Linked DNA regions of Mus musculus: all the other regions are linked to region 2. A link is a loop called in an ENCODE intact Hi-C map of the cell type or tissue named here. Cell type or tissue: heart. All regions are shown on one strand. Region 1 has its middle 120 kb from the start of Arhgef26. Region 2 holds the start of Arhgef26 (Rho guanine nucleotide exchange factor (GEF) 26). Region 3 overlaps Arhgef26 (Rho guanine nucleotide exchange factor (GEF) 26). Region 4 overlaps Arhgef26 (Rho guanine nucleotide exchange factor (GEF) 26). Region 5 overlaps Arhgef26 (Rho guanine nucleotide exchange factor (GEF) 26).

Region 1 (5,000 bases), 120 kb after region 2:
GGCATAGTTTCATAAGGTGAATTAGGAGAGAGTTGTGTATGTGAGAATATGAATAAAGACATTGCATGAAGCCTATAAAGAACTAATAACAGTAACAATAAAACCGTAGTGAGCCTCACCTCTGCCGGATGGTCTTGTATTCCACAGTCTGCCTCTCAAAGTAGATTGGATCAATTTGCATTTCTCCGAGTTCTTGCTATTTATTCACCTCCCCATATTTGCACTCTGCCCTTGAATCCCATCTATGACTGAGGTTTTGCTGAATCTTGACTTTTTTCCTGCTCCTTTTTATAGTAGCCCTCAGTTCCTCTAGACACAACAGTTCTCATCTTAGTTAATATCTTTCTTCTTAGGGAGTAGTCTGGTTACCCTGTCATATGAAAACACACAAGAGTATGGATATTTTTAGTTTTACAGTACTTTCTCATTTGTTTTTGTGCAAATGAGACAATATGTGGTTCAGTTGGACCATAAATGGGCACTTAGGGCAAGTATAATCATCTGGAGACCATGATATAAATACAGTGGGCTAGTTTTTAGCTTTCCCAGAATGTTCTTAAACTATATAAACTATAAAATAAGCACAGTTGGCTGCCTACAGATTCTACATCAGATGCTTATGAGAGTGCTATAAAATGTGTTGTAAATTAACATCAAGAGAGTATTTATGGAATCTGAAGATGGGGTGTGGATGAGTTTTCTCAACAACTTTTCTGGAATGGAGGTTTGTGTGTCAACTCATTTGCTGTTCTGAAAGTATGTTCTTTCATTTGTGGATCATAGCTTTAGTCTTTCGATACATATGTACCTCTCATTAAATGAGCTCTGTTTTCCAGATGACAGAGACCATTACAGAAATCCATAACTGGTCACAATTAAGAAAGTAATGGACACCATGGAGTGTCCAATCCCAATTAATACATCTAAAATACAACTTATACTCTAACATTATGCTCAGGCTTTAACATATTGGAAACATGGAAGAGGAGGCAGGAAGATCATGTCTGCTTCAAGATAGTGTCCTCTATTTATGAAAGGGTAGGTGATCTCACGAAATCACAACATGGTTGCCTGAACAAGACATGCACAATGACAATACTAGTTGACATGGCATTGTGAATGGGAGAATGGCATAAGGTTCCACACCTGTCTGAAGAACTATAGGTTATCAGTGGCTGTTGAGAGAAGGAGAATCTGTCTTGCCCAGAGATGAGGTCTCTGATACGATACATCCAATATCAAGTGGCCAAACATAAACACATATAAATATAAGGAACACTAAATAGACTCAGCAGCTTTTATTTGTATATTAACATATGTTTATATGAAATAATAATTAAGGAATAAGAGGCCATGAAAATCAGCTCTTTTTCATTAGCTCCAGAGTTCTAGTTTCTTACATAGAAATTGCCCATATGTTCCTTACCATCATTCCTTCCTCCTGGGTGTGATGATTCTGTAGCATCACCTCCATTCAAAGGAAATCTTTCATTAATGGATCACGACTTGAAGTAATACAGAAAACCACTAGGTAGTGTTATTCAGCAGCTATTGCTTTTTTTCTGTCTTCTATAAGGAATGGGGGTCTAGATCCTACTGTAGTGACAGTGAACTGACATGGGTTAATGGGTGGAGAATCTTCAGGGAAGGAAACTCAGGTTTGGTACTTTTGGCCTGTCTGCTCATTTTGCCCCAAATGACTGCTACCTCCAACTCTCTTGCCTCATAGAGGTGAAGATTCTGTGCCTGTTTTCAAAATTCCTAGCCCTTGTTTGCATCCTTGCATTTTTGCTATATTTATTCTTCCACCTGGAACTATTTTTTTTATAACAATGAGTTTATATTTTAAAAAATTTGGACTATAACTTTGTGATTTTGAGGTAGAGAGAAGGGATGGAAAGACCACATTCTTTCACGTGAAATTATATACCATCCTGACCAGAAGTCCTTATTCAGAATGATAAATCTGAATAATAGTAGTGGCTTAGAGTGAACTAAGGCCTGAGATATAAATTTAGTTGAGAGAGATCAAAGAAACTGCAAAGCATGCTCTGTGGGAAGAATAATAAAGAGAAGATACTTTATGGATTTAGATTTTACACTAGAGCCAGGATAGTGACTCTTAGCAGGGCTACAGTGCCCCCCAGGGGGTGTTTTTGAAATTGATGGTAGTCCTTTTGGTTATTGTAGGAGAACCAGTATGTAGTAGGTGGAGGTGAACATATATAAGAAAATAAAAGATACACAATATTTGTCATTTTGGATCTAAGCTATCTCATTCAGGATGATTTTTTTTTCTATCTCCATGAGTCCATAAATTTACCTGCAATTTTTTCTTTTAAAATCTTTCTTCCTTTCTTCCTTCCTTCTTCCTTCCTTCCTTCCTTCCTTCCTTCCTTCCTTCCTTCCTTCCTTCCTTCCTTCTTTCTTTCTTTCTTTCTTTCTTTCTTTCTTTCTTTCTTTCTTTCTCTCTCCTTTTTTTTCTAAAGAGTTTTGAGACAAAGTTTTTCTATGTAGCCCTGGCTGTCCTGGAATTTGAGCTGTAGAACAGGCTGGCCTCAAACTCAGAGATCCTCCTGCCTCTGCCTCCAGAGTGTTCAGATTAAAGGTATGTGCAATAGTCCATTGTTAAATGTATATTTTCCTTATCAATTCATCAATTGGTGGACATCTAGGCTGTTTTAACTTTCAGGTGATTACAAATAGATCAGTATTAAACATGGATGAGCAAGTGTCTTAATTACTGTTTGTAATGAGAATTTTGGTTTCTTTAAAAAAAAACCCACAGAAATAGGAATATTTTTCCTTTTTAATCCCAGGTATGGGGAGGTGGGGCTGATTCATTCTGTCAGAGCCGCTGACTTTGGTTTACCTCCTGCTCTAGCAGGGACATGGTTTGGCAGCTGCAGGTAGTTACTGCAATTGTGGGACTTTTGGAATTCTGGGGGGTTTTCAGAGAATATATAAATGCTAGGGCATCGAGAGGTTGGTTGCTGGTTGGTTGATGTTGGTTGTTTTTTTTTTTTTTTTAAATTAAGGAGTCATGTGCAAAGAAGAAAAAACAAGAAAAAGAAACTAGCTATCTTGATTTCTAAGATCAGACTTGCCCCAAGGAATTGGATATCCCTAATTAGTAGGAAGTATTCTAGTGATAATGTCATCCCCCTTTTCTTTTTATTGTTTTCCTCCTATTTAGTGTTGGGGAGTTGGAAGGGTGGAAGGGTAGAGAAAGGTGAAGAAAGGAGAAGGGAACAAGAACCCATAAAGTAGGAAACACTGGCTACAAGTTGTACCCATATGTGGGGCTAGGCAGAATGGAAAATTTGTTTTCAAATACTGTCGAGAAAATGGCAGGGGGTAAAAAAAATGTATTTTTATTTTATTTTTCAAGCAAATATTCTATTGTGGCTGCTACCTCTAGGATATTCCCTGCTTTGCTTCCAGAGGGTTTTTTCTGCTTTTTCATTTTCTTTTTCTTTCTATATTCTGTTTCAAAAAAAAGATTGCAGTGTTAGCTGTGCAACAGGAAGTATTGCAGGTGGAAGTGGAAGTGCTGGGGAGGTAAGGAACATCAGAAAAGGGAGAACACAAAGGCTAAGTCCAGGTGACTGAGCAAGGGAATGGGTGGTTCCCACAGGAGGAAAGAGGCAAATAGACTGCCAGAGGGCAGTCCTGTCAGAGAAAAGCTGAGAGGACAGGAGGGCAAAGAATGGGTTAATGTTGAACCAACAGAGCTGCCAGAATTAGAGGGGCTAATGTAGTCAATCTGTCACCAGGTCACTGGCTGGTCATCCTGGAGAATGGTGCCATATCTGGAGTTCAGTGTTGGTCTCTGCTGTTGGTAGATCTGGCCCTCAGCAGCAACTGTAACCATGTCAGTCTTGGTGAGCGGAGGTCCATGCTATAGAGCCCATTCATAACCCCCATCTCTGTGCCATGGTCACTTTACTCAATGGGTCCATTGGTCAATGACAGGAATGGTTGGGGAAAGAGGATGCTCACTGTGCACAGAATGGGCCATTCTACCTATATACTCGATTGTTGAACTCCCCCTCAGCTGAAATAAACGTTTAAGGAGCAAATTTTACAGAGAACACAAGTATCTTCACATACTTCACCCATTTGGAGAAATCAATCACATACCTCCTCCTCAAATGTCTTTTTACAAATTTTCCAATTATGATCTCTCCACGTCTCTGACCTGCCAATCCATTGACTATGGATCAGTGAACAGTCATACATCTGGACATTTCTAACTTCCACACATAATGTATGACCATGTTTACTGCCCATAGTTCTGCCCACTGTGAAGATTTCCGTTTGATAGTGTCTTTTGGGGTTGTCCCAGAAAGTGTTGTAGTGCTGCAGCTGTCCACTTCTGGGTAGTGCCTACAAAATGTGCAGAAACATCAGTAAACTAGGCCCTAGTCTTCCTCAGTAAATCAACCATAGTTCACACACCATGAGTCTAGAGATGCAAGCTTCACAACAGACAGCATTGTAATGGGAATAGAAAGGAGAAAGTAGAAACTATAGACATTTGGGCAACCTCTTTATGTAACTTGCTTGTGCCATCAGAATGTGCTCGGGCCTAGTCACATATATACCATTTCCATTTGATAAGATATTGCTGCTGTGTTCATACTAATTTGTGACATGATGGGTCATGATTTCTGATTCTGGTCAAGACAAAAGAAAAATCAGTGTTCTCCAGTGGGGTCTCACTGGGTATATAAACCACACTTCAGGGCAGGCCCTATGCCCAGGAGTAGTTGACCAACACAAAACACAGTAGTAATTTTGTAGAGTTTTTGGGAGGCATTTTTTTTTCTGTTATCGGTCTTTTGCTTGTTGTTCTATTTCTATTTTTGCGTGTGTGTCTTTAAAAATTTGTTTCTTATATGTTTTTGTTTTTGGAGAGAAGGGATTGATGGAAAGAAAGATAAATAGATAAATGATAGATAGATAGATAGATAGATAGATAGATAGATAGATAGGTA
Region 2 (5,000 bases):
ATCAAAGAGATGAATTTATCCCAACTAGTCAAAAATACCATATCTGGGTTTCTTCTCCAACTGACAATTACTTTCTACAACGACTTGATAAATAGCTCATTTGTAGTTACGCAGGAACTATTTTACAGTCATCCAAATTGTGTATTTTACATCTGCATGATTTTCTATTAGCTTTTCTTATGGAAGGGTGTACTTTCCTTCATTATTCATTAAAGGATGGAAACTCTCAGCATTTCAAAGCAATGAAGAAAGTAAGTCTACTCAAGTCCCCAGGAGTTTCCGGGCTGCAGCTGGGACCGGTCGCTCTGCTCCCTCCACCCCCCAGTTGGCCCCTTGACCTATCTATTTACAGAGCCCACTAATCTGATTAGCATGTGAACACCTGGCTGAAGCTGCTTTTGTTTTTGAAATTCTCAACAACAAATAATACACAGGATAAAAATTCCTAAGATTATGTTTTTTTTTTTTTTTTATTCCTCCAGAATACCTGCCTTTCCCCCAAAGGTGAAGCTTATTAGCAGGAAAACAGGAAGTCAGAAATGAAACTCAAATGTGGAAATACTGCAAAAAGAATATTAAGAAAGAAAAAAAAAAGTGGCCAAAGGAAATACCACAGGATCCAAGCTTCAGTCTCAAAGAGCCTGAGAGAGGAGCTAGAGCTTGCTCCACACCCACATTGTGAAACAGGTGGGGAGGGAGTCAGGCTAAAGAAATGAAATCTCTCTAGATGTAAACTGAAAAAGGTTAGCAGCTTATAAACATGCCCCCATGGATAAACAAGGTTAGCTGGGTGAACACAGCTCTGTGCTGGATAATCCAAGATAAAGTTGGGCATCCTTGTTTTTTTTTTCATCCCAAGTATCCTTGTTACTGCAGTTAGGTTTCAACTTATAATTGATGTACCATATTGAAGCTGCAATAAAAGTCTGGAAAATTAAATGCTTACCTTCCCCATCAAATGTTCCTTGTCCTTTCAGTATTTTTTTCTAAGAGAAAAACAAAATGGAGAGAAAATGTGTGTGAATAAGCCAAGTAAGTACAGCTATTTTAAGTCAAAAGCCCCTTTCTGCTATTTCCCTCAGACTTCCAAAAGCACATGGCCAAGAATCCCCATGGCAGTTAACCACAACAATAAAATAAAGTGTAGAGTGTCCCCGTTAAACTAGAGAAAGAATCCTCAAATGACCAGTGGTCCCACTCATTTCACTGTGATTCACTCTCCTGGTGACTGACTCTCCCTGACAGCTGGGGGGAGGGGCACATAAAAGTGTTATGTAATGTCTTTCCTTTAAGACTGTATGTCTAAAATAAAACAGGCTTGCTTGTGTATTGCATGTGTGACATTTCTATAGACTGATTCCAGTCGTCTGATTAATCAAGGAAAAAAAAGTGGGGGGGAATGTGACTGCTCTATTGCTTAGATCTACTCCAAAACATTCCACTCTGATTGTCCCTTTTCCTTTAGATCAACGGTAGAAAACAAGAATATTGAGTAAGGACAACTGCTAGGCCCATATCAGGGCACAATACCTCACACCCTCACACAAGTTCTAAGCTATTAGTTTGTCAAAAACATTCATTGATTAATAATAATAAAACACAAACATGGGACATGGTGACTCAAATAAATAGAAAGCAATGCACTGTTCCATGATTTGGGTAGATGAATTAAATTCATGTGCCATGAGCATTCAATTCTTTCCCAACACGTTCACACTGGATTTAATGAATGGCATGTGAGCCTGCCCAGTCCTACCTTTATCCTTCCCAGGCTAGAGAACTTCTCCTTGTCTTCCATTACGGCCTTCAGGACAGGCTGGGACATTCTGTTCTTCTTCTTTGAGCTGGTGGGACTGTCAAAATCAAAGCCGCTGACCACTGCCCTTCTGTAAGACGTGGACCTCAAGCCTCGCCGAAGGGAGCCGGGACTGTCCATGTCGTTGTCGACTTCGCCTTCCTCCCCTTCGTGGCCCAAGGGTGCTCCCAGTCCCTCCACCATGCTGCGCACCTTGAGAAGCCTCCTATGGGACTCCACGTTCTGACTATTGGATTTACTCAGTTTAATTTCAGAGGCAAGGCTTTTTGGGATAATCTGCTGCTTTCCCATCTTGAGGGCCGCCGGGCTGTTGGTACTCAAAACCACGGAAGGGTTTGGGAGCTCATTCCCTTGGGAGGGCAGCCTTTGGAGTGGCAGTTTTTGTTCTGAAGACTTGTGTGGGAGAGCAGGAGAGAGTCTCGAGGGGGCCAGCTCCAAGTCCCCAGCTGGCTGACCAGTTTGTGATACTGGGCCAGATGAGTCGGTTTTATGGGCAAGGCCATTGGCAATGGGCGAAGATACCTTACTGGCAGTCACCCCGGTGCAGTCCTCATCGGTGGCGCAAGAGGCCGGGGTGTCCGGAGTCCGGGAGGCGCGCGACAACAGCGCCGCGGGCGAGGCCACGGTGCCATTAGAAGTGGACTTCGGGGAGCCGCCCGACGCCGCGTAAGAAACCAGGGGTGACTTGGGCCGTCGGAGTCGAGGAGAAGCAGCTCTGTAGTCCGGGGACACCGTGCGACCATTGGTCACCGGCCTCCGATGCGCGCTCAGAAGCTGGGGGCTCCTGGACACCGTCCTGTCGTCCGGGTCGGCGGGTACGCGGACCGGAGTCTGCGGCGTGGGAAGGGCAGCCAGCTCCTCCACAGGGAAGTCGGTGATCAGCAGCCCGCTGGGGCTCTGGTACGACTGTGGCCGCGGCTTGCTCCGGCTGAGCAACTGGAGCGGAGGGGTGGACCGTCTCCGCCACAAAGGGGTGACGCCGTTGCTGGAAAAATCCACCTCGCTTTCGCCGTCCATAGCGGGGCCTTTGAGCCAGCCCCGAGAGGAGGAAAGCTGCTCAGGTTGCCTAAGAGAAAGGAACTTTGCCTCCGGACAACTAGTCTTGTCTGGGAGCCTAACCGGGTTCCAGCCCGGCGGTCACACGGGTGTCGCGCGGGACTCGGCAGCGCCGCACTTACCCGCCCTTTCTCGGGCACAGCGTCTCCCGCCAAGCTTCCCGACCGAGGACTGAGATCCGAGCCGCAGTTGATCAGATGAATCCCGTCTCCTCTGCGTCCTTCCCGCCCCCCAAGCCCGCCGGCACCTAGAGAGCTCGCCGCCACCGCAGGACCCTTGGAAAGAGTTCAGCTGGCTGGGACAGCTCGCCGTGGGACGCTCCCCCGCGTCTCCATCTAGCCGCCCGCCCCGCGCCAGTCCACCCGGTCCCCGGTATGCGGTCTCCAGCGCGCTCACCCTTCCGGGGCACAGACCAAGGAGTACTCCCTGTCCCCGAGGGTGGCCTGGGTCCTTACTAAAGCGCGGAGACAACCGCTCAGCCTGGGACAGCAGAGGCCCGCGGCGCCGGCCCCGCCCCCGCGCTACGCCCCGCCCCAGCACGCCGGGGAAGCTCGCACCGAGGCGCCCAGGAGTTCCCGCCCCTGCCTTCCCGGAGTGCGCTCAGTGATTGTAAACGGGACGCGCACACCTGAGCTGCCTGTCCAGACCCTGAGTGCAAGAATGCAGGAGCGCGGGCGGCCGCCCTACGGGCCAGCTGGAGGGCGCGGTCGCAGATCTGAACACTGCGTGGGAATGGTCGTGAGAGCAGAGAAAGGGCTTCTTGATCATCCCTAGACCTGGAGGGGAAGGTTGGAAGGGTGAAACACTTCGGAGCTTGGTGCTGCTGCGACACTTCACTGGGCCACTTGTGGGCGTCAAACTGAACCTCACTCCGGGCTCTCACTCATCTGCTTGCAATAATGTGTGGACTACAGACAGATTTGCTTGTATGCACTCAGAGGAGACTGAGAGGCCAGGTGGACTATGACTCTACATGTCCTAATGTCCTAATCTTTGTGCCCTGTATGTTTGAAAGTCACACAGTAAAAGTAAACAAAATACAAAATATTTATTAGTGTGTAGTTGTGTACAATATAAATTGAAAATCTGTATGTAGAATAAAATATCGAACAAGAAGTAAATTCCAAATCCTTATTAGAGATTAAGAGGCTGGGCCTACCCCTTCAATCTAGTCTTTTTTCACTAGCTTTATCTAGTCAAGCCAAGTCCACAGTCTTAGAGCCTTCAAGTTTATTTCTTGGCCTTCTGGTTTGTCACTTCATTGGAATTACCCCCGATTTCCCCAACCACCTGATCTCTTTCTTTTTCACATTAACCGAAATTTGTAAATCTGAATGCTTAGTTATATGTCTGTGTATTAGTGCTTAATCTATTCTGCCTTTGCATTGTAGTTTTGAAGAGGGCAGGGGTTATATTTGTGACTCATGCACACAGTAAGTGATAAATATCTGTGGAGTTTGGAAGTAGATGAATAAGAGAAATGAACTGGGCCAGTGATATCTTTTAGATGTTGGTTGCCAAGTTGGCTATGTCTTGGTGAAATTCCAGGTATGTACGACCTGAGAAGACATGATTTTGGTTGATGAGATCTGTAGAATTGGTTGTTAGCAAGACACAGGGCAGGCTCCAAGTGTTCAAAGTTCATGTGAGTGCCCACTGTTTAAAGCCATGCTTCTTTCTGCTTTGGGTGGCAAAAGGAAGGGTGGTTCTTTATGTTTTTCTATAATTACCAAAGTGACACAGTGAAGGTCTTTGATCTCAGAAACTTTTTTGAACTCGAACAAATGGAATCAAAATGTATATCGAAATCATTTTTGAGAAGATTTACTAACAATTTCATACGGAAATAAGTGGATTCTATGTTCATCTATGGAGCCTTGCTGTAGGGGATTTTCATATCAATAATATTAGTTTTATATAATAAATTTAACTTCAGAAAGTTGTGGAGATTTATAAGTGGCAGGTTTAACGTGGATCAGAGTGCAGTCTGTGATCAAAGTTTAAAGACTTCGAGAATGGCCTGAGAAGTTAATGTCCCTGTAGGTCACATGGGTTCTTGAGCTGTGGTGACTTGTGATGAAGAAGTCACAGTCTGCTCACCTCCGTCCTGAGCAACAGCCTACTCCCC
Region 3 (5,000 bases), 100 kb before region 2:
AAAAAAAAAAAAAAAAAAAAAAAAAAAAAAAATCATTGTTATCTAGGTAGGTTTTGCATTATATACTTATATAGAGCCAACACTTTACTAGTTTTTAAAAGTGGTGTCTTATTAAAAAAATACCTTTAACAGTAGCAAATAAATAAGTAAATAAATTCGTTATTTATCCCAGTCAGCTACCTTAAAACTCACGGAAACAAAAACTGGCAAGTGGCTGGCTCACTCTTACAAGAAATTTTCTGGTATGTTCTCTCACACACTCACTACTACACAAACATCATGACCAAGAAGCAAGTTGGGGAGGAAAGGGTTTATTCAGCTTACACTTCCATGTTGCTGTTCATCACCAAAGGAAGTCAGGACTGGAACTCAAGCAGGTCAGGAAGCAGGAGCTGATGCAGAGGCCATGGAGGGATATTCCTTACTGGCTTGCTTCCCCTGGCTTGCTCAGCCTGCTTTCTTATAGAACCCAAGACTACCAGTCCAGGGATGGCACCACCCACAAGGGGCCCTCCCACTTGATCACTAATTGAGAAAATGCCTCTCAGCTGGATCTCATGGAGGTATTTCCCCAACTGAAGCTCCTTTCTCTGCGATAACTCCAGCTCGTGTCAAGTTGACACACAAAACCAGCCAGTACACTCACATATAGATAGTTAGTCCCCCAGGAGTTCAGAATGATAGCCATTATTCCCCTGACTCTGATCTGTCGATGACTGCATAAAACTCATTCTTCTGTCAATCGGAACCTGAAACCCCCTCACCCCCCAGTTCAGACTGGCTAGTGTGTGCTGGAGAAGGAGAAGGGAGCCCACACCAGGCACCACTAGGCCAGGCTTTCCCCCTCCTGCGCACTCAGGTCCCAGAAGGCCAAAGGAGTGGGAAAGAAACAACTCTTTTCCTCAGGGAAGCTGACTCTAATCAGACTTCCCATGTTTGTCTCCATCATTTAAAAACATATGGTTGACACAATTTCTGAAACAACTTGGATCATGTAATGAGGAAGTCGAATTGCTCAGGAAAAAAAAACGAGTGGAAAAACCACCTTTCTTTGCTCGGACGAGTTTACATGGAGACTTCCTCCCATTGTGCCACATGCTCTCCACACTTGCAGCTGCCCGGGCTCCCCGCTCTGTGCAAGGCACTTCCGATCAGGTGCAGGGACCCGTCAAGATCGAGGCCACAGAGATGAGTCTCCCCACTGAAACCCAAATGAAATCCTAGTAACCTCTGTCCAGACTCTCCTCTAAATAATTATCTTAAACAATATAAGGAGCCATCTGTTGGCAACAGGAAACCAAACTAAACACTTCTCATAGTTATTTTCTGTGTGAAGAAGCTCACACAATGTCTGAATGTATGCTGCACACCAACTGAGGTGAGGTGACATGAGATGATGTGACATGAGCCTGACGGTGAAAAGTTTCTTTTTCTTGTGATGCTGTGACTGGATCCCAGGGCCTCGCACATACTTAGTCAGCACCGGAGCAATACGCACCATCCTTGGCACCCCCTTTATTAGGCAAATAATTAAGGAGCCCTTTAGTTCCTGCCCCATAGTGTCTACACAGGTTGGGGCATTTCTTATAGGGAGCATTTATTTATGAATATTACTTATTACTTTTATATCAGAAAGACATTTAAAGACAACGTAGAAGAAGTTCATGTTTAAATATCAAAATGACAGATGCATGGAAATTTGCAGGATTAAGTGGAAATCTGAGAATTAAGCACCCATTTTGTCACAGTCGGTTTGGGGAAGGGGAAGGACAGAATGAGGACAAAGGGACATTCATCTGCAATTTTGCTCAGCTTGTGTTTTCTTTTTGGTTTAAGAGGAACATGTCTAGCGTTAACTCCCATGTCAAGTTTGGGCAATGAGTATGTTAGTGTGTGATGATTTTCTGTACTCTTGACCTATTTTAAAGTAAATTAAAAAATAAAATGTGTTTTAAATCCTAAGTGCATAGATGTGAAGACTATTAGTAGTCCAGGTGTCTGTGGATGTCTAAGTGTGTGGTTGAATCAAGCAGAAGAGAATGGGATGTCTTATCTGTCCTACTGACTAGACAACTGTGTGGAGAATACATCACTGACTGAAATATAACCATAAAGCCACCATGAATTCACTACAATGACTGAGAAAAAGAACTCCAAATAATGACTCTCCTACATATTAATGACACCCAGTTAAGTGATATGATCAATGAGGATTGGCAAGATGGACTCAGGGATAACAGTTGCTCTAAGGACGTGAGATTAGTACCCAAGCTCATGGTGGTAGGGGAGAATTGAATGCCACAAGTTCTCTTCTGACCTTCACATACATGCTATGACACTCCTACTTGCATGTGCGCATGCATGCACACATACACACACACACACACACAAACACAAACCCACATACACACTTGCATGTGCACACAAATAAATGAAGCAGAAAGTTCAAATATATAATTTATGGACTTATCTTATTTATAACATCAGAAAATCTCTTAAGATATTTGTTATGCATGGGAGCTCAAAGAGACTGGGCCACCAACCAGGGAATATTCAGGGGCTGGACCCTATACATCTGTAGAAACTGTGCAGCTTGGTCTTCATGTGGGACCTTTAACAAGTGGAGCAAGGGCTGCCTTGGTCTTTGTTTCCTGCCATTGGATCACTTTCGTCCTACCTGAACTACCTGGTTGGGCCTCAGTGGGAGATGATATGCCTAGTCCTGCTGTGAATAGATGCCCCAGGGTGGGAGGTACCCAAGGGGAGGGGTTTTCCCTCTCTGAGAAAGGGAGGAACAATGTGGGGAGAGATTTGTAAGGGTGGGACTGGAAGGATAGGAGGGAGGCAGGCTGCAATCAGGATGTAAAGTGAATTTAAAAAAACAATAAATTATTGGAAAAAGTAAAATAAAAAATATAATTAAAAAAAGATATTTGTGATGAAGCTTGCCAGGTCTTTCTATATGAAGACAACCTTGGTAAGTATCTGCTTTTCTAGTGTACCTTCAATTTTAATCCAATAAATACAAATCCAAAAATAGTTTTGTGAGGAGACTTGAGTAGAGAGGCTAGTTGAGTTATTTTAAATCATGTGGGAAAATAGACATACAGAAACAACAAGGTGAAAATGATATGTTCCCTGGGTATACTAAGACATTTATAAATGTATAGTAGTTCAAGAACCAGGCCTGGGCATGAATTGACATAGGAACTAGTGAAATAAACTGATGAGTTCAGAAGACAATTTATACATACTTAGGGACTTAATGAATGATACGGGTGGTTTTCCAAATATGAGGCATTGATAACCAATAAATAACTTCAGGAGATTTGGAGAAACATCTGACATTGCCTAAAAATTTGCATTCCAATGTCATTCCTTAAGGCAGGTTGAATCCTTTGATTGGGTATGTCCATGTCTGTAAGAGTCCTAACGAGGTGGATGGTGAGTAACAAGACAAGTCGGACCTGCCTTGTGGTGAGCCATAGATTTTAAAATATGCGCTGCCCTGTGGAGGATTCTCACCTTGACCCTTACTAGTGATCATCCTAGATACCCACTCTTGTTGGCCAGAGAGAGGGAGAAAGGATACTTGACCAAAATGCATCCATGGGATGAAGGAAAGAAAAGTTGGCAGGGAAGGTCAAAGGTTATACTGCAAAGGACAGCTTCCCTACTGTTTTCTGTGCCAGGAGAACATGTGCATATATTTCACACTCATCTGAGAACTCTCTCACATGGACCAAGTACAAGTGAAGGGAACCTAAGCAACACTTTCAATTCTTCCTTTTGTAAAAAGTTAAATTAAGAGAGAAGTGTACTAAAGAAATTTTTTTTCAAAACAGCAAAATGACTCCCAGCATTCACCTTCAAGGTAGTGGAATAGGTTTTTTAATCTTTTAACCTTTTCCATAGGTTTTGTTTATAACATTCACACAGCCACTGTCCTAAAAAACAGACAAAAACAGGCCAGCACAAAGAAAAATGTCTCCAAGCCAGCAGTTGCCTGGGAATCCTCAGACCAGCACTCACAGGCCAGAGAAATGGAACACTGCCCCAAGGTCACAATGGCCCAGCATCCCATGAAATCCAATGCCAGGGGCTTTGACATTATTCTCCTGGATGTCGGCATAGAAGTGAACTCTGTTGTGCACCTGTGGCATTCTGAAATGCTATCTCCCCTTTTAGTACCTTCCATGACATTTCCCAGGCATCCTTCTTCAGAGTCACTCCTGTACAAACAATTGTTTTTCTCACAGGGATGTCACGGGCCTGTGACTCTCCCAGGAGGGCTGAGACCCGGAACATAGAGGATTGCAAGGAATCAGCTCATTGTGTTTTCCTTCAGGGCGTGCACATGAGACAGACCTTCCTCTGCAGATTTCAACTTGTTTCCCTCGCTCATTCAACAGCCTGGTTTCAAAATCTCTACACTTGCTTTTGTGCTTCACTGGCATTAAAATGCTCCAGTCAAGCATTGCTGACACAGAGGACATTGAACAATGCTGGAATTTATTTCAAGTTAAGGAATTAAAAAAAGAGAAAGAAAGAAAGGAAAAAACAAACAAACAAAAAAAAACCCTGATTTACCTAATTGAGATAGATTTCATGTGTAAAGCTTAGCTTACGACAGTCCTAAGAAGTTAAGTTTCATGGGATTTCCAGAAGTTGCGGATTTCAGCATAGTAGGTAAGGTTACAGATCTGACCCCAAAGGCCTGCTTAGACTTAGCCCATCACACTTCTGCTCTGTGGACCTGAGCAGGGTTCCAATCCTCTCCATGCTTCATGGCTCTCATCTGCACAATGACAGTAACAGTACCAAGGCACCAACTTGTCGTGGAGATTAAATGAGATAAAATACATATTATCTTTTTGTTGTCTATAGCCTTTATAAGCGTTCCTGGATTATACCAAATGTTAGCTATTTCTTTTGTTTGTTTTCCTAATCGAGTACTACCCATTTAAATTGCCTGACAATTTTATAAAGAAATGATAATT
Region 4 (5,000 bases), 120 kb before region 2:
TGTCAGCTCTTTAGCAGTTGACCCATAATATCCTGTCTTCAGGATGTTCTCACATACGTGAGCTGGAAATCCCATGTCATTTTAGTAGCTTAAGGTTGCAATGCTGTAGTTATCTAAGAACAATATTGAATGAGATGGATTTTTAAAAATCCTCACTAGGTGGTGCCTCACCTTCCTTCTATTAAGGAAAATGGTGGCAGAGTTCAAGTGTCAATTTCCCTTTCGTAGAAAGAGGTTTACAAAACATGACAGCTCACCTACCGAACTACTATTAGTTCCTTGTGGAATTAACAGCATTAGGCTAAGACACAAAAAGTATTTACAAAATGGACAATCTCAAAGACAAACTTGCTGGTGCTGTGAGACCATACAAAGGAGAAACTCATGCGGAAGAGCAATGGTCTAAGTGAAGTGGGGACAGAGAGGCCAAGATACATCATCTTAGGAAACAGTGGAAATGGTAGGAGCCACAATTGTTGTCATCCTTGGACGCAGATGTTTTCAGGAGCATCATTATGCAAAAGCTGAGCTTTGTGGACTCAGTGCATCTGGTAGCTGTTCTTCCAAAGTGCAGAATGGCTTGGCAAGCTTAGAGGCAAGTGTTTCCATCCTTTTAATTAAGCAGACTGTAGTAACTGTAATATTAAGTCTCCATTCTATTGGCCATCTGAGAGGTTACACGTTGGTTTCCAGTCCTAGCAATCGTCCCATCCTCTCCACATTCTTATCAATAGTAGCTTGACATGTTATCTCCTTGGCACATTCCATTGGAAACCAGCCCCTCTCTCCATCTCGAAGTCGTTCCCCTTCATACCAGCCTGCAAGAAAAAAGCAGGCTGCATCAGACAATGTCTGCAGGTATTGTTCCATGCCAGCTTACTCTGAAGAGATGCTCATTCAGAGGTCACTTTCTTCCATGGACTGGATACCATGGGTAATAATCAAGAAGAAACTTCAGTGCAATAGATGCCTGTTAAAGTCAAAATACTTAATGTGAAGTAGGACAAGGTTGCAAGAGCGAATGATGGGTGCACCAGAGACTGGGCATGAGCAAAAGCTCTGAGGGACGAGACTATGAGAGCTGCTTGAGCTCAGAAAGGGAATCCTTTGGGCAGGAGCCCCATTCAATGGGGCATGAATTGTCAGGAGCCGGGTTAAGAACAAGAGGAAAGTGGAGGCTGTCTTGGAATAGAGAGGCTAAAGCATCGCTATGTCAGGATATGGAGTTCCCGGCCAAATGAAACTCTTTGGACTTGAGGCTCTGTGAGCACCAGTCCACCAGTTCCTATGAGAACAGTCCTACTCACCATCGCCAACACGCTGATAAATGAGGACCACGTCTGCCACCTGCAGGGAAAGTTCATCAGGCTGTTTGGCAGTAAAAGACCTAATGATTTCCACCTGGGTCAGGGCTGTGGAGGAAAAGGGACATTCTGAGCTTCAGGGGCTGAGAAATCTTGTACAAAGCAGCAGTATGCATTCACTCACTGGGCTCTGTGGTTTCAGGGCTGGGACTGGTGGTCTGAGCTGGGCTCCTACGGGAAATTAAAGAAGCCTCGTGCCTGGTTTTAAATGTTGGGGTCAGGAGGACTCTTATGATGCATGGAGATGCTCAACAGTAGCAGGAGTCATTCAATGTGTTACACGGAGAAATGGAGGTGAGAGAGGAAGTGGCAGGCCAAGATTATACAACTCATACCATCTGCAATGCCCGGAGCTTTATCTACAGTTACCCTATCCTATCAGGAACCAGGCATAAAGGCTGTGGCAAAGCTTAGAAAAAAAATGAAGGCTCCAGACAATGGCCAGATGAATTCAGAGTGCCCCCAAATGCTGACTTGCAACAATACAACCTCAGCAGAACTGACATGGCTTCATTATTTGTTTTTAATATAAAATTTGACGTCAAGCCGACCACTTTTGCTTTAACTCTAAAGGCTGTGATCATTAAAGGGCTCCAGAAACCCACCTTTGCAAGCCTCATCCTTCAGTCATCCAGAAATATAGTGTCACCATTGAATGTGCATACTATGACACCAGAGGAATAAAGTACATTTTCTTGACATTGCCACCTACACTAAAAAGGATCGTGAAAAGATGTAATTTTCTTTAGACCAAAAACTTGTAACCAGATATGGTAGCTCATGCCACCCTGTGTAAAGCTGAGGCAAAAACTTGAGTTCAAAGCCAGCCTGGACCAGTGTGAAACCCAGGCAGAGCTACATAGCAAGTCTTTTTCTCAAAGCAATAAAAAACAAACACTTTTCTGTTTATATTCAAGCCTATTAGTAACCACTAGCCATAAGCATTTTATGGCTCGAGCAGGACTTTGACCCTCTATAATTGACCTTTGTCCTCCCAGTATCCCGAAGTGAACCCAATATCTCTGACTCACAGATGGAGAAATAAACCCAGAAAAACTGAACAGTGATTTTTCATGTTTAGCAACTAACATGGGAGGAACTAACAGCTGTCTTGGAAGGAACCTTTTAAAAATCAGTAGAGATGAAGATAGTGTAACCAGTCAGTAACCATGCTGGCCAGCAGAGGGCAGAGCCCCTCCGTGTTCCTAGAAACTTACTGGTTCTGTCTGGTGGCTGTTTCCCACTGCTGTGTCCCAGGGCTGTGATCCAGCGGGCTCGCTCACTCCTAAACACAGAGAGCAGGTGCAATTTAGATTAGTTCTCTATACACTGAAAGCAGTTTATTCTAGACAGCCACTGCAAACCTATTTCTAAAACATAAGGTAGGGGACTGGCCTTGAAAATGGACAGGAGTGATTTTTAAAAAGGGAAGAGTTATCATTGTCAAACAAATAGAAATGTGGCTAGTTATTGGGTAAAGGAGACTTCTCATATAACTGTTGGACATTTAATGGAGAAGTGATTAGCCATTGAATCAGATACTTATCACAATCATCTGATGTTTAACAGTTGAAAGGACCAATTTCCCTCTTAAGGGGGCCTTTCCCTCCCATATACTCAACTACTTTGGTAAAGAAGCTGGGAAATCCCTTTTCTATGTGTGAACATTATTGAAATAAAAATTCTGAAATATTTAGACTATTCTCAAATGCTTTAAACTATTTTCATGAGCATAGTTAGAAAAAAAAATAGCCAAAATATTTTTAATATGCTGTTACAGCTGTGTAAAACGAAAACCTTACTATGACTACTACAAGTCCTGGGCAAGCACAGCGCTGTTCCACCACCACATCATCCTGTGTATTTAGAAAAGCAAGCGCTAGAATTGCAATTAGTCAAATCAAACTATGTGTATATACTATTTTAGTTCTCTATAAAATCTTCCAAAAATGCCATCTGTAGGATAAAAGCATTTCAGAGATAAGCAATCTAAGCCAATTTACTATACCAATACACCTTCTGGACAGACATCTTTATACCCAAAAACTTGAAGAACATTTTTTTTTTAATTCTCCCAATACCTAGTGACCTATTTTTACTCCTGGACATGTATGCACTCCTCTACCCTACCAAGCAGAGCAGCCCACATAAGGACTGGCAACAGGGCAGGCACAGCAGCCCATGCTTGTCCTCCGTGATCTTCCCGCTTCCCTTTCTTTTCTGCACTCCATTCACTATTGCCTGTTAGAAACCTTGCCTTTTGCAGTTGCTGAGAAGGCTCAGAAATGCACTTGCTATTGTGGAGGACTTCAGGTTCAGTTCCTAGTACCCACATAGGTGGCTTACTGCCTATTACTTCAGCTCCAGGGGATCTGATACCTCTGGCCTCTTCTAACACCCACACTCACATCACACATCCACACAGTTATGTGCCTGGCTAATTAGATTCTCTCCAGAGCACAGCTTAGTGTAACTGGTGCTCAGTAAACATCTGATTATAAGAGAATCATATTAATAATCACAAGCTGAACCTTGATCAGTTGTTTGCTGCTATTACCAGATCATAAACTCTGACAGGCAGGAGACTGCCACAAGGTAAAGGCCACTCTTTGCAATATAATGAGATTGACTTAAAAAGCCAAAAATAAATAAATTGGTATATGTTTAAAAGTAAAATAAATAGATAATGCAATTAGGATGCAACATGTATACTGAGTTTAAAAAACAAACAAACAAACAAACAAACAAAAGATGCAAAGAGGGGGTTGAGATCATTCAGAGCCTATAGCTCTGCCAGGCATGAGTGTGGATCCCCAGAACCCATGTAAAAGCTGGATGCTGTAGCATGGGTACCTGCAATCCCAACTCTCCTACAGTGCATGGGAGGCTTGGAGAATCTCAGGACTCCTTAGGGTCACAGAGCCTAGTATACACAGTGGCAATGAAGCTCAGTCACTGGGGATAGCCCTCTGACCCACACACTCTGGCATGTGCATCCCTACATCCACGTAGAGACTGACGGAAGTGAGGCTTCATGCAGTAACACACAATTGCTAGAAACTGATGATACCATCTTGCTTCCAAAACTTCTCTAATACAGAGAAAGTGCTCTATCTTGGTTTTGTAAGGAATAAGTAACATATATAGCTTCCTTGAAACCAGTTCCCATTAAAGACTTTAAATTGTGCTGTTTGATGGGGAAAGATCCTTACTATGCCACAAGCTGCACTGGAATTTCCAAAGTACAATGCCAACTAAAAACTAAGATATAGCAGAAGTTGTGTGGATCTCCAAGAGCAGTTTCCATAGCTCAGTGGTTGTGCCTCTCTGTGCCATACCAAAAGCAGGGCAGGCCTTTGCCCCATGTCTTATCCTGCCCAAACTGCTGCCTTCCCAGAGCACTGTGGGACAGAATCTTTCACACAGGACTTTGCAGACAAGGCCAGCAGCTGCCCCCTGCCACTGAGGTTGAGCAGTCCAGATGAAATCATTCACTCCTGTGCCATGCTGTCTGGGTACTAATGGCATCCTGTAGACAGTGTGGCCCCTTGCTGGGACTCCAGAGGACAGAACAAGACACTTGTTGTTGCCCTTGCTGAATGGAGCTGTTTCTTGAAAACATTTCAATTGAGTCAG
Region 5 (5,000 bases), 110 kb before region 2:
ACCTCCAGTAAATCTCACAATTGAAATGGTAGGCATTAGAATCAGTTCCCTGACAATCAGTCATGTAGAATAAAAACCTAGAGTTCTCCATGCTAATAAGGTATCTAGATAGGCTCGGAGTATCTAGTCAATGAACTTCCTTTCCTGGGCATTCCATCCTGCAGGAGGTATTTAATCTCTGGTTCACCCTGGGGGTGATCCTTTGTTGTAAAGAATGCTGCCTAGATCCCAGAGAAGGCCGGCCTTCCTTTCTTCCAGTCCCTCCATACCTTGGCACTCATTGGGAAATTAGTCAAATTCCTTCAACCTGGGCTCAGCGTGGGTAGCGGACCTGTTCCCAACTTCTCAAAGTTCACAGCAGCATCTGGGTACACAGGAGTTTAAGAAGCATAGGATCTGTCCCAGATCTCTTGCCCAGAAGAACAGACTGAGACCTCTGTCTTAGACTGCATTCTGCCTTCCCTGAGCGGCATATCTGCCAGCATCAAGGCACAAATGGACAATGTATCATGACTGCAAAATACAGGGAAACAAAGGCAGAACAAAGCAGAAAGCATCTTCCCTGCTGACTAGCTTTCATAATGCTAAAGAGTGCTCTACAGGCTACTAGGAGAGAATGGCACCAACTGTGAACCTTATGAACCAACAACCAGGCAAGATGTACTCACTACTGAAATAATGGCAAAACCATTACAGGGGCAACCATTGTTCTTTGATTGGATTCAGGACTTGTTCCGCAAGAGAAAATTCATGACTTATAGTATGAGCCTAATCAAAACCCTATAACTAGGGAAAACATAGGCCATAAGAGGCCTTAAGAGGCAACCTACTACTGCTGTTTAGTTAAACTGACACAATTGTCAAACTGTTGTCTAAACATGTTTATACCCATAGACAAATGCTGCTTTCAGCCTTAACTAGAGAAGCTTCTCTTCACAGTACATGTACATGAATTCAGAGATGGTTGGCTGCTATATTAAGGGACAGTTGAGTGGAGAGCCCTATACCACCACTTTATGGCTCAGAATATACTGAAGGAGAAAGTGATGGAAAGACGGGACAGATGATGGAGAGGTAGAAGAGCTGTAGAATGCAACTCCTAGGCATCATGTGGCCATTGCAATCATGACCCCAGCAGCTGAGTTGCCTTCACTGGGCTGGCACAAGGCTAAATCTGTCAATAGTCATGGCCAGAAAGGGGGATAACTAGAGAGGCACTGCCCATCTCCACTGAGCTATTGGCCACTGCTGGGTTCTGGGTGAGAGCTACTGGTCAATCTGACAGGATCCATTGGATATTCCATGCCCATAGTCACTCATGCAGCCCTAATTAAATACAGTTAGAAAATCAAACAAAACCACATGAATGTGGGAAAGCCATGTGTAGGGAGGAGAGGGTGAAGAGATAAAGAGAGAGAAAGGGGCCTGAGAGGGTGAGAATACTCAGAATGCAGTATGTACACATATGGGCTGTCAAACTAAGTTTACTAATTTAAAAGTACACATTTTAAAAGGGTGACAGAGACTAACAAAGAACAACATTTCCCTAAATATGGTTACTACTCTACCTTGCCTTGGATATAGAAAAACTAATTATTCTCTTTTTGTATCAGCCTAAAACTATGTTTTGGGAATCTGCTAAATACAAAGAGGGGGAAAGACATGAACGAATCCAAGACTAGAGATTAGCAGTCAACAGTGCAGGGTGAGAAAGAATGTTTAGAATTCTGTCCATGTGGTTCAAAAGATAAACTCAGGAAGGAGACAGTAAGAAGGAAAATTAAGGATAGATGAAACATACTGCTGTGCACTCAAACCCAGGAACATAGAGCAAACATCATTTTCCTAACTTAACTGTTAATGGAGCATATTAATCAAATAACACATAAAAAGGAGAAAACTGCCAGGAGTGGTGGCACATGCCTTTAATCCCAGAAGGAGGCAAGGAAGGCAAATTTCTGAGTTCAAGTCCAACAGAGTGAGTTCCAGGATAGTCAGGAGTGAACAGAGAAAAACTATCTCAAAACAAGCAAGGAAGAGAAGAGAGGAGGGGGGGGGGAAGGGGAGAGAAGAGAGAAGAGAGAAGAGAGAAGAGAGAAGAGAAGCAGACCATAAATGTGGGGGCTCAGAGAGATAACTCAGTGGTCAGAGTGACTGCTCTGCAAACATAGCTGGATCATGGTGCCCTTGTAACAAGTTAGATATTCTGAGAAATACGATTATTCCAGCTGCAGTAGTGTGCAGAGGCAGAGGCCTAAGACATAAGCCCCAGTTCAAGAAGAAGAACCGGAGTCAGAAGGACACAAAGGAAGTGATTGAAAAGGACAGGAAGCTCTCTTCTGGCTTTTGTGTGTTGCACAGGCATGTATAATATACATGTGTACATACATGCACAGAACTGTATCCAAAAGCACACGTTAAAAACAAAAACAAAAAAAAAATATCAACTGTATATTTCACAAATCTTAGATGCAAAGAACACACCTTACACTGACTAGGACTGATTGTTCAAAACCAGATAGCTTATACCATAGAGAAATGATAACTGGTTGTGGGGTAAACATAGCTTAAGTTGATTTAAAGAGAGATCATAATGTGTTATTAGTTTGTTCAGCTTTTATGCTTCCTGGCTTAAGTTTAAAACAAAACAGAAACAGAAAAGCAGGATCTCAGAACTAAGCTACAGATGTAGAGCATGTTATCATTTGCTAGACACTTAAATGACCAGTTGTCTGTGACATTGAGCGTGTCTGTTTTAAGGAGAGGGCATTTTGGTGTCCTTTTTTCTCTCTACCGGTGCTGTTTTGTATCTTGTCAGCATCTGTCCATTTATTTAAGAATTATGTTTATGTTTAATATATAATATAATATATATTATATTATATATAATAATATATATTATATATAATATAATATTATAATATAATTATAACATTATTATATATAACATATATTATTATATATCATATATATTATATTATATATAATATAATGTATAAATGCTTTGTCCATGTGTATGAATGTACTGCAAAAATGCCTGGTATCCCTGGAGACCAGAAGAGGGCACTCTAGATGCCCTGAAATCAGATTTACAGACAGTTTTAAACCACAGTGTAGGTGCTGGAAAGTGAACCCAGGTCCTCGCCACTGTTGTTAGAGCAAGCGCTCTAACCACTGAGTGACCTCTCCAGCCCAGTCTATTTATTAGCTTTTCAGCTGTAATTGAGTGCAGAGGAGGGAAGAGAAGAATGACAGTCCCTCTTTCTGTTCCCAGAGACTTCTGCCTCACCCCCATCTCTTCTGGAATGTTCTCTTGCTATTAATGAAAGGACTACAAATATGAGTCATACTCATGGGTTTGTGGGTGACATAACTAAAGACTCTGAGGAGATGTCTGGTGTAGAAAATGTACAACCACTCAGTTTAAGGCAAATCAAAGGCAAGAGGGTAGAACAGACTCTACAGTCCCGGGAAAGCATCGAGCCTTTACATAAAAGAACAGGACACTGACTTAGAATGTCTAAGAAACAAGTAATGGAGATTTCATAAATGATGTTTGAGGCAGTCAGGAAAAGCTCTGTCAAGACATCAGTGAGGCCAGAATGAAGGACAAACTGGGGACAGAGAAGGAAATCACAAGCAAAAACAGCAGCACCCTCTCCTTTTCTAACTGCAAAGAGGGAGTTTCCAACTTCAATGAATTTTCTGGAATGTCTAGACAAGTACTAATCCCCAAAGACTTTAAGCTTTTCTTAAAGTTGCAAAAAATGTAGCATATTAATTCCATTCTTAAAAGAGGTTGCCGTACACACAAAGAAAAAAAAGTCTAGTTCTGCCTCTGATACCAGAGGACTTCTAGAGTTGAGCAGATGCTTTCCTTTTGCCAAGCCTGGCCCTGGTTGTGTCCCATGCTGGTTTCTAGACACACAGACACAGGACACCTTCCTCTTCAAAGCAGCAGACACAGGGGGCAATGCTGGGAACTCTAGAGGCCTTTTCTACTGCTCAGGGGAAAGAACTGTGAGCCCATAAAAAAAGATCTCTTCTGTAAGAGTATACATTTACATAAAGACTTCACTATAGTTGGGGCTGTTATTCACTACTATCTGCTGATCCGTTTTAATCACTCTCCCTGAGAATGCTGGCAGACAAGGGCAGGGAACATGCAGGAACCTGAGAGGACGCAGCCATAGGGAACTCCTTTTCCTCCTCCATGGCTGTATTTCCTAACCCACCACAGCTCCTGGCCCACGGCGATATCCAAGAGACTTCTTGTTTCCAAAGAATTTGGTCAGCAATGTCAAAATGAACAAAATCATCAAAGTGGACTTGCAAACCAAGCCCCAATCCCCTCCTTCAGGGTGAGCACATGTAGTGTTGGTGAATGGACAGGCACAAGCACAATCCCTGGCCTGCCTTTGGGAAGAAGTATGGAGATGTGCTTTCCTAAGCTGAGTGTGTTCCTGGGAGTCCCCCTGCTCTGTCTGACTAAGGGCAGGTGATCCAGAAATTACTTCAAATTCAACTGGACATAGCAAACTTTGCTTGGACTCTAACTACTATTAAATCATTTTGCCTAAATGGATGAGCCATTTTTCAAGACTGCAAACTGTAGCAACTGCAATGTGTTCATGTGAAATGTTAAGTGGCCACATCCTAGCTTTTGGCAGTAGAAGCAGCTTCGAAAGAGCTCCAAAAACCCAATGAGAGATTGCTGTAAAGCTACAGAACGTTCCAAATGAACTTGAATGAATGAATAAATAAAGGCTTCATCCTAGTGTTTTTGTTTATGGAAAATGTCAGTGTTTAAATAAAATGCATTTGTCAATGAAACTGTTCAATTAAAATCCATCCATCTATCAAGATTTTCAGGTCCGCAAAGTATGACCATTCCCTAGGAGATCACATCTGCTAAAAGCACCTGAATGCTATGCTTAGTACACAGTAGGTACACAACAACAAAACTAAATAGGAGCCACTGTGTGTGGAGAGCAAGAGCA

Evidence for each region. A loop is a pair of places that touch in the nucleus more often than their neighbours do. Peaks named below come from ENCODE experiments on the same cell type or tissue, not always from the same donor. Only the 100,000 strongest peaks of a DNase experiment are listed, where the experiment ranks them.
Region 1: it touches region 2 in a loop (2.0-fold over the local background); 8 of 42 quality-filtered maps call a loop at or near these places.
Region 3: it touches region 2 in a loop (3-fold over the local background); 13 of 42 quality-filtered maps call a loop at or near these places.
Region 4: a loop joins it to region 2, with 2.8 times the contacts of the local background. A loop is called at or near these places in 13 of 42 quality-filtered maps.
Region 5: a loop joins it to region 2, with 4 times the contacts of the local background. A loop is called at or near these places in 13 of 42 quality-filtered maps.

The regions. Positions count from the first base shown.
Region 1 is chr3:62,213,139-62,218,138 of GRCm38, reverse strand. No RefSeq gene overlaps it. Among named protein-coding and RNA genes, the nearest start is that of Arhgef26, 120 kb to the left of the region's middle. In heart, a CTCF peak has its summit at 2,147; no DNase peak of the experiment used is centred here.
Region 2 is chr3:62,337,330-62,342,329 of GRCm38, reverse strand. Arhgef26 (Rho guanine nucleotide exchange factor (GEF) 26) reads right to left here and starts at 3,553. Exons shown (of 14, transcript NM_001081295.1): 1 at 1,757-3,553; 2 at 947-986. The coding sequence starts at 2,833. Gm33923 (a long non-coding RNA gene) reads left to right here. Exons shown (of 3, transcript XR_375701.3): 3 at 483-1,312. In heart, a CTCF peak has its summit at 2,413; DNase peaks (open chromatin) are centred at 2,489, 2,669 and 3,299; H3K4me3 peaks cover 2,354 bases; H3K27ac peaks cover 1,630 bases; H3K27me3 peaks cover 69 bases.
Region 3 is chr3:62,439,869-62,444,868 of GRCm38, reverse strand. All of the region lies in intron 10 of Arhgef26 (Rho guanine nucleotide exchange factor (GEF) 26), which reads right to left. Among named protein-coding and RNA genes, the nearest start is that of Dhx36, 65 kb to the left of the region's middle. In heart, no CTCF peak of the experiment used is centred here; no DNase peak of the experiment used is centred here.
Region 4 is chr3:62,456,022-62,461,021 of GRCm38, reverse strand. Arhgef26 (Rho guanine nucleotide exchange factor (GEF) 26) reads right to left here. Exons shown (of 14, transcript NM_001081295.1): 12 at 2,582-2,649; 13 at 1,308-1,412; 14 at 1-818. The coding sequence ends at 676. Among named protein-coding and RNA genes, the nearest start is that of Dhx36, 48 kb to the left of the region's middle. In heart, a CTCF peak has its summit at 2,541 (motif pointing right); no DNase peak of the experiment used is centred here.
Region 5 is chr3:62,448,361-62,453,360 of GRCm38, reverse strand. The region is part of intron 11 of Arhgef26 (Rho guanine nucleotide exchange factor (GEF) 26); the gene reads right to left. Among named protein-coding and RNA genes, the nearest start is that of Dhx36, 56 kb to the left of the region's middle. In heart, a CTCF peak has its summit at 3,075 (motif pointing right); no DNase peak of the experiment used is centred here.